Linked DNA regions of Homo sapiens: region 2 is linked to region 1. A link is a contact called in ENCODE Hi-C or POLR2A ChIA-PET data. All regions are on one chromosome and are shown on one strand. Each heading gives the region's core, a stretch centred on a gene start or an enhancer-like site at or near the end of the contact. The rest is flanking DNA. Distances are from core to core; before and after follow the strand shown. Region 1 has its middle 27 kb from the start of MDM1. Region 2 has its middle 20 kb from the start of MDM2.

The links. Hi-C counts contacts between places; a loop is a spot of excess contacts on that map. ChIA-PET counts read pairs that join two places held with the same protein, here RNA polymerase II (POLR2A). Pooled maps may share reads with other maps.
Region 2: a loop to region 1 is called in a map of mammary epithelial cell, with 5 times the contacts of the local background. The contact joins two enhancer-like sites. A Hi-C loop is called at or near these places in 1 of 168 maps with a recorded cell type or tissue (mammary epithelial cell) and 7 of 50 pooled maps. POLR2A ChIA-PET finds 5 or more read pairs at or near these places in 2 of 52 experiments (A673 and GM12878).

What each region holds. Positions count from the first base shown.
Region 1 is chr12:68,356,918-68,361,017 of GRCh38, forward strand. No RefSeq gene overlaps it. Among named protein-coding and RNA genes, the nearest start is that of MDM1, 27 kb to the left of the region's middle. RefSeq lists an enhancer at 1,347-1,858. Within about 2 kb of position 2,079, at least 13 of the 41 ENCODE cell types and tissues checked have a DNase peak (open chromatin) inside an H3K27ac peak, as active enhancers do; they include GM12878, where a contact is called at or near this core.
Region 2 is chr12:68,785,791-68,789,890 of GRCh38, forward strand. No RefSeq gene overlaps it. Among named protein-coding and RNA genes, the nearest start is that of MDM2, 20 kb to the right of the region's middle. RefSeq lists enhancers at 1,455-2,009, 2,010-2,563. Within about 2 kb of position 1,826, at least 19 of the 41 ENCODE cell types and tissues checked have a DNase peak (open chromatin) inside an H3K27ac peak, as active enhancers do; they include GM12878, where a contact is called at or near this core.

The DNA of each region.
Region 1 (4,100 bases), core at 829-3,328:
TTAATTATAAAACATGAGAAAACAGAAATTTCAGCCTTTTCAACAGCTGAGCATTGTTTTCCAAATGTTTTGCATCAAAGATTACCTGTCTGTCTTCCCCATGGGTTGCTTTTATTGCAACTGGCATTCTTTCAGGCTTTTTAATTTTTTTTCTGGGCTTTGTTTCACTTTACTCTTCTTCCCCCCTCTTCCCCCTACTTCATTCATCTGTTCCATTAACCCCCCTTCAAACACACCCTCAAAACCAGGGATGGGGCCTATGACTATATCACTATAAAATTCTTATTACTACTCATTCTTAGAATGATTAGGACACTCATTAACCTGGAGAGGAAATTCATATTACAGTTGAAGAAGTTTTGGAATCGGACAAGCTGGGTTCTAATCCTGCCTCTGACACCTGCCAGCAAAGTGACCTTAGACCAACTACTTCTCTGATCTTAGTTTTCTCCATCTGTAAAGTAAAATTATATTTGTATGTATTTCCCAGGGTTGCTGTGAGGATAAAATTGGATAATGTATATAGAGCATTTAGCAAGAGTTATTCCTGAGGCTATGAAAACGCAGGCTTCCCTATCTAGGTAGCTCTCCTTCCACTTTCTCATACCCTATTTTGCAATCCCCAACTTGACTCTAAAGCCTTTTAACACTAATCTCCTTTCAAGGGTCTCTCTCTGTTCCCATCTTGAAGACAAAGAGCAAGAATGCTCAGAAAAGCTATGTTCACATTCAGTATCTATTGGGACCTCAGGAAGTGGCTGAGGGACTATAAATCCAGAGAACAAAATTTTACTGTGTTTCCTCCTTCCAAACCATGTGATCTTGGGTAAGCTGCTTCTCAGATCCTCAAGTTTCTTCTGTAAAATGGCATCACAATGCCTACCTCATAGAAAATTTTTTTTTGAGACAAGTTTCGCTCGTTGCCTAGGCTGCAGTGCAATGGCACAATTTCAGCTCACTGCAACCTCTGTCTCCCAGGTTCAAGTGATTCTCCTGCCTCAGCCTCCCAAGTAGCTGGGATTACAGGCATGCACCAACACACCTGGCTAATTTTGTATTTTTAGTAGAGACGGGGGTTTTTCCATGTTAGTCAGGCTGGTCTTGAACTCCCAACCTCAGGTGATCTGCCTGCCTTGGCCTCCCAAAGTGCTGGGATTACAGGCATGAGCCACTGCTCCCGGCCTTTACAGAGATCTTATGAAAGTTAAAAGTACTTATGAATGTAAAAATGGCTTATACAGGAGCATAACACACAATCAATGTTCAATAAAGTGTGACCTGAACGTGACTGTGAATTAAAAATATTTCCTATCATTCTCACTTTCCTAGAATTTAACAGTAATGAAGTAAATTCTGGTATATCCTGTGATGCAGTTACTAAAATCCTAGAGTAGAACATTATTAACATGGGGAAAATGCTCATGATCTATTACTAAGTGAATAGTATTTTATATTATTTTTGTTTTTTAAAAAACACTCAACACATACACACACACACACAGACACAAAAAGGGTTTTTACCAAACTTTTCTGTACTAAGCATTTATCCTTTTCTATTTAGGGACAGAAAGTTAAAATAGAAATTTTAAAAGGAGCTATGGCAAAAAAAAAAAAAAAAGTATTGTATGGTGGGTCCATCAAGCATGACAATGGAAGGAAGGCACTAAAAGCAGTGGGGAGTGTGGAGAGGGTAAGGAGAAGCCAAGAGTGGGGGAAGGGAGAGGGAGAAAACAGGTCAGAGTGAGGACGAGGTAAGTCAGGGCTCAGAGTCAGAGGAGCCTTGTCTTCCATGCGTTTGTTGCTGGGATTGCCAAAATGCCTGCGGAGATACAGGGTCGCGTCTCAGCCATGCAGGCCACAAACATTCAAAGTTCACTGGGGGAACTGGGAGCCGGAGGAATTCTGAGCCCAGGGGGCTTTAGATGCCCTGATTTTTCTGTCTCAGATCCACAGAAAGGGTGATTTACTTGCCTGCTTACGCAAAAGCTAACAGATGACCTAGATGGCCTCCCATGTGGCTTTCAAGTCTAGGAGACTGATTTACTAGGGTTTTGATTTATTCTCCTCCAATGAGCAAGAAACCAAAAGCTATCACCGCTAGGTGGCATGCCCCAAATACTATTAAACTTTGAAACTGGCAGAAAAGTTGGTATCTCAGGGAATCACACACACTCTATAAGTCAAAAGCACTGCTAGAGGCAACAAGATGATCATAGAAGATTTTCAGTTTCTCACTGTTAAAAACAAAAATCATCAAGCAAAACCACTGTAACAATAACAAACACTCCTTTCCCAAATAATATATTAAATGCGTTTCTCATGGACACATCCTGGAATCCCCCTGGGAAACATGGCCCCCATACCCCTATCAGTGCCTATAACAATCTCCTCCTTTCCCAACCAAAATAAACAAGTGTCCCCTATCATATGCCAAAAGCAGAAGTAGGTCTCTGATGTCATCAAAGAATAATGTACAACCACAGATACAAGATTTGCATGAGCTGAAGTAGGACAAGAAATTCCCCACACAGGATCTATTATGGTCGAGAAAGGACAAGAATGGGACCCAGGCCAGAAAGAATATACTTCTTTTGACCTAATAATCTTCTCTTTCTAAATATCACTGCCACTGTCAGGATCTCTATATTAAGCTAGAGCTGTTAGTCATTTACACCTTAATGTGGATTACTTTTCTCTGCTGTCTTTTCTCCGGAACGTTACATGTCATTGGTTATTCTACAAGAATAAAATTTTAGTTGAATGGCTAAAAAGAGGAATGATTTTAGAGCACATGAAAGGAGTACCCAGAAAGGACAGGACAGGGTAGGGCCTTGAACTTGAGGACTCTGCATATGGCTGCAGAGGGTCACCAAGCTCTTGGCATTTTTGAATGAGGAGAGGAGAGTGTAGATGGAGAAATAATTAAAGGGAAGTGCTGAAAGAAAGGGATGTGGCAAGACACATTTTGCATAATTCATAGATTTGCCTAGGACTATCTGGATGCCTAGTGATGAAATGTGAAGAAATACAGACAATTTGGTATTTTCCAACTATGTAACTCTAACAGGAAATTCCCTGTATTGTCCTATATTTAAATAAATTAAATATATGAGATGTGACAATAAATACAAGGGCAGATTTTTTTAAGCAAACACACATGTATAGACACACAAATGAGTTATTATCCCTTTCAAAGTATTCACCCATTTTAATAATGCAAACCATTTTGGAAGCTCCTCTTTTAAAATTGACACATATCTTTTGAAAACCCAGTGCTAACACAACAGCATTCTTTCTGAAAGTGGATTTCATTTGTTGAAAGAGTCAAAAGTTGGCTGGGTGTAGTGGCTCACCCCTTTAATCCCAACACTATGGGAAGTAAAGGCAGGAGATAGCTCGAAGCCAGGAGTTCAAGATCAGCCTTGGCAACATAGCGAGACCCTATCTCCACAAAAAAAAAAAAAAAAAAAAAAAAAAGGCACTGGCCTGGTGCGGTGGCTCACACCTGTAATCCCAGCACTTTGGGAGGCTGAAGTGGAAGGATTGCTTGAAGCCAGAAGTTCAACACCAGCCTGGGCAATACAGTGGGACCCCATCTCAATAAAAAATATAAAATTTTGAAAAAGTCATTTGGAGCTAAATTTGGCAAACAGAAAGGATGATCAATAAGAATGTTCCATTTTTGGTCAAAACTGAAGCACGACTCAGAAGTATGTGCTCTAGTATCACACTGGGCCACAATCCTTCTTCCACCATTTTATTAGCTCTGTGAACATAAGCAAGTTATGAAATCATTATTTGCCTCGGTTCTCTCATCTATAAAATGCAAATGATAATAATACCTACCTGATAATGTTGCTACGAGATTAAATGACATAATGCATACAAAATACTTACATGGTACTGTAAGTATACGTGGTAAGTAAGTATACACGGTACTGTATAGGGGCAAATGCCAAATAAATAGTAATAATGTTAGTAGTGGCAACAGCAATAATAGTAGAAGTGGCAGCAGCCACAGTAATATGTGGCTTGTAAACCTAAGGAGGCAATTTTTAAAATATGTAGCCTCCCAACTAGCAACTTTCAATAACTGCACC
Region 2 (4,100 bases), core at 576-3,075, 430 kb after region 1:
ATATATTTATTTGCTTCTTGTATTTCTCCTTTACTATACTGCAAGCTCAAAAAAGGCACAGGTTATATATGTTTTAATCAGGCTATATTTTAAATGCCTTGCACTGTGCCAGTAAATATTCGTTAAATATATGAATTGCTGGGTATGATGGTGTGAGCCTGTGGTGCCAGCTACTTGAAAGGCTGAGGTGGGAGGATCGCTTCAGCCCAGGAGTTCAAGGTTGTAGTGCACTACAGTCATGCCTCGAATAGACTTTGCACTCCAACCTAGCCAACATAGCGAGACCCTATCTCTAAAAGTAAATGAATTAATTAATGAATTAAGGGTCACAGCCAAATTCATGCTTAAAATATTTTGATACTTGGCCAAGAGGATAGTGGCAGTAAATCAATAAACTGGTTGATGGTGAACTTCTTTTTTGTTGTTGTTGCGGGGTTTTTTTGTTTTTTATTTTTTGAGACAGGGTCTCTGACCCCCAGGTTGGACTACAGTGGCACAATCACAGCTCATTGCAGTCTCAAGCCACCTTCCTGGGCTCCGGCAATCCTCCTGCCTCAGCCTCCCAAAGCACTGGGATTACAAGCATGAGCCATCCCACCTAGCAATGATGTGTGTACTTGTGACATGATGCATAGGATTTACCTTTCCACACTCAGCTAAATAACTGTTTCAATTTTGCTAGGAAAGTTCTGGTCTAGTTTGGTCTGGACTCTAGTTTACTTTTCTTTCTTTTTAACCTTACTTACTTTTTATTTTATTTTTATGTGTTTATTTTTTGAGACATAGTCTCGCTCTGTCACGCAGGCTGGAGTGCAGTGGCACGATCTCGGCTCACTGCAACCTCCACCTCCCAGGTTCAAGCGATTCTCCTGCCTCAGCCTCCCGAGTAGCTGGGACTACAGGCGTCTGCCACCACGCCCGGCTAATTTTTGTATTTTTAGTAGAGACGGAGGTTTCACCATATTGGCCAGGCTGGTCTCGAACTCCTGACCTCGTGATCTGCCCACCTTGGGCTCCCAAAGTGCTGGGATTACAGGCTTGAGCCACCGCGCCTGGCCTAACCTTACTTACTTTTTAACTGTGGCAAAGACTCTAGTCTTCTTTTAAGAGTAACTACAATTTACTTTTTAAAATTATTAAATAATTTTCTATCATACTTTTATGTGCTGTGTTTTATGGATTATGTGTTTTATGTGCTGAATTTATGTTTTTAAATCACTTTTTAAGTTATCTGCATCACTTTTAAGCAAGGTGGTGAGAGATAAAAACCATGTCGCTTTACTTTTAAAGTGAATGACCGCCTCTAAGCTTGAAAACATCACAGTTAGACTGTGTCATTTTCTGGTCTTTAGGTGGAGCCACTGCTATTGCAGGTTTCCTAAACCTAAACCTATTTATAGAGAAATTCCTCTTCAGTCATTTTATAACCAAAGCCTCTTGTAAGTATTTAACATTACATTTTAGCTCAGTGAATTTCACTATATAGGAAAGATCCTGAGAGAACTAACAATATAAAATATGTAGCCAATTCATACATATTTTAACATTCAGAAATACTACTTATTAGAATTTGAATTTATTTCTCAGACTTTTCTGAGAGGTTAGAAGGGCCCTGTTGTGTTTAACCCAAAGACCAGTTCAAAAACTAGGGAAGGAGCTGTTTAAGAGGAAGGAATGACTAACGTCTGAAGGTCAGAGGACTAAAATCCTGGTGATTGAACAAGTTGCAACACATGGGTTTTCCCTCTAAAAAAACAAAACAAGCCGGGCAAAAAAAAAAAAAAGAAAAAAACAAACAAAAAACATTCTGTGCTGGCCCCAGTAATTACTTGTACCCTTGCTCTTTCATTTCCTCTTCTAATGATAAAGGAAGCTGCAGTTGCTCAACTTGTGAACTGAAAACATGGGACAGCAATGACACAGGAAAATGGGCAAGTCCAGGCAAAAGCCCGTGCGGTGGCCAGAGTCCGGGCCTGCCTGCTTTCCCATCATTTTCCTTTCCCATGTTTGTTCTTTTCTTCTTTTCGCCTTGATTTCTTATCGTGTTCCTTTTTTTTTTTTTTTTTGAGATGGAGTTTCGCTCTGTCACCCAGACTGTAATTCAGTGGCACGATCTTGGCTCACTGTAAACTCCTCCTCCTGGGTTCAAGCAATTCTTCTGCCCCAGCCTCCCAAGTAGCTGGGATTACAGGCGGGTGTCACCATGCCTGGCTAATTTTTGTATTTTTAGTAGGCACGGGGTTTCACCATGTTGGCCAGGCTGGTCTCGAATTCCTGACCTCAAGTGATCCACCTGCCTCAGCTTCCCAAAGTGCTTGGATTACAGGTGTGAGCCATCACAACCGGCCTGTTACATTTTTTTAAAAAATATTTTCCACCACCCCTTTTTCCTTGTATCACACCTCTCCTTTAAGCCCACAAGTTAAAGCATTGATGAACACTTCTACTTCAACTTGGGAATATTAATACAAAAAAAAGACCCAGCACTCACTGAAGTACAACACAAAGCAAATCCCTTTTACTACAAATTCCTTTTTCTACAGCTCTTTCCAATGGATTTAAATTGTTCTTAAATGAAATTTTTAAACATATAAAATTGGGAAACATTTTAATTTTCATAGAGACCTATAAATCCATGTTTTCCCAAATTTAGTCCTGTCGAGGGTATGGGAAAACAAGTACCATCTTACATTCATCATGAGACCATAAATTGCATAGCCACAAAAATGCTCATGCCCTGTAACCCAGAAAATCCACTTTCAGGAGTTTATCCTAAGAAAGTAAAGATGTGCAAAAAGATTTTCTTTGTAGATGGGGTCTCACTGTCACCATGGCTGGAGTGCAGTGGCAAGATCATAACTCATTGCAGCCTCAAACTTCCATGGTCAAGCCATCTTCCTACCTCAGCCTCCTGAGTAGCTGAGACTACAGGCTTATGACACCGAGTGTGCCTAAGTTTTTTATTTTTTTTTTAATTTTTTTGTAAAGACAAGGTCTCTCTTTGTTGCCCAGGCTAGTCTTGAGCTCTTGGCCTCAAGTGATTCTCTGGCCTCAGCCACCTGAAGTACTGGGATTACAGGTGTAAGCCACCACGTCCAGCCCTGCATAAAGATTTTTGTGCAGAGAAGTTTATCACAGCATTATTATTATTATCATTTTTAGAGACAGGGTCTTGCTCTGTTGCCCAGGCTGGAGTGCAGTGGTGCGAGTATAGCTCACTGCAACCTCCAACTCCTGGGCTAAAGCAATCCTCTTGCCTCAGTCTCCTAAGTTGGTGTGCACCATCAGGCTGAGAAACATTATTGATAATAGCAAAAAAAATAGGAAAGCAACTAAATGTCCAACAGTTCTTGGTCCACCCGTCCATGTGACTCACCAGTCTTCTGGAAAGGCCTGGGATTTTTAACCTTATGCTTGCCACCTAAACCTCTGCTGGATGAGTGAGGCCCTAGAGATCAATAGACCTCTCTAGTTAATGATTACTAGTCTTCTCCCATTTCTAAGTACACACAGCTTGGTTTCCCCACCTTTATCAACATGCTGCTTAGAACATCTAACTATTTTCAATTGCAACTCCTTCCACCTTCCACTGTAAGAACTATAGTTTTTGGGCTGGGCGCGGTGGCTAACGCCTGTAATCCCAGCACTCTGGGAGGCTGAAGCGGGTGGATCACCTGAAGTCAAGAGTTTGAGACCAGCCTGATCAATATGGTGCAACCCCGTCTCTACTAAAAATACAAAAAAAACCAAATTAGTCAGGTGCGGTGGCATGTGCCTGGGTGACTGTCTCAAAAAAAAAAAAAAAAACAAGAACTATAGTTCTTGTTTTGTTTTGTTTTTTGAAACAAGGTCTTGCTCTGTCACCGAGGCTGGAGTGCAGTGGCACCATCACGGCTCACTGCAACCTCGAACTCCCTGGCTCAAGTGATCCTCCTACTTCAGCCTCCTGAGTAGCTGGGACAGTTTCTTTTAAAAATTATGATTATTGGCTGGGTGCGGTGGCTCACACCTATAATCCTAGCACTTTGGGAGGCCGACGCAAGTGGATCATGAGGTCAGGAGATCGAGACCATCCTGGCTAACACAGTGAAAACCTGTCT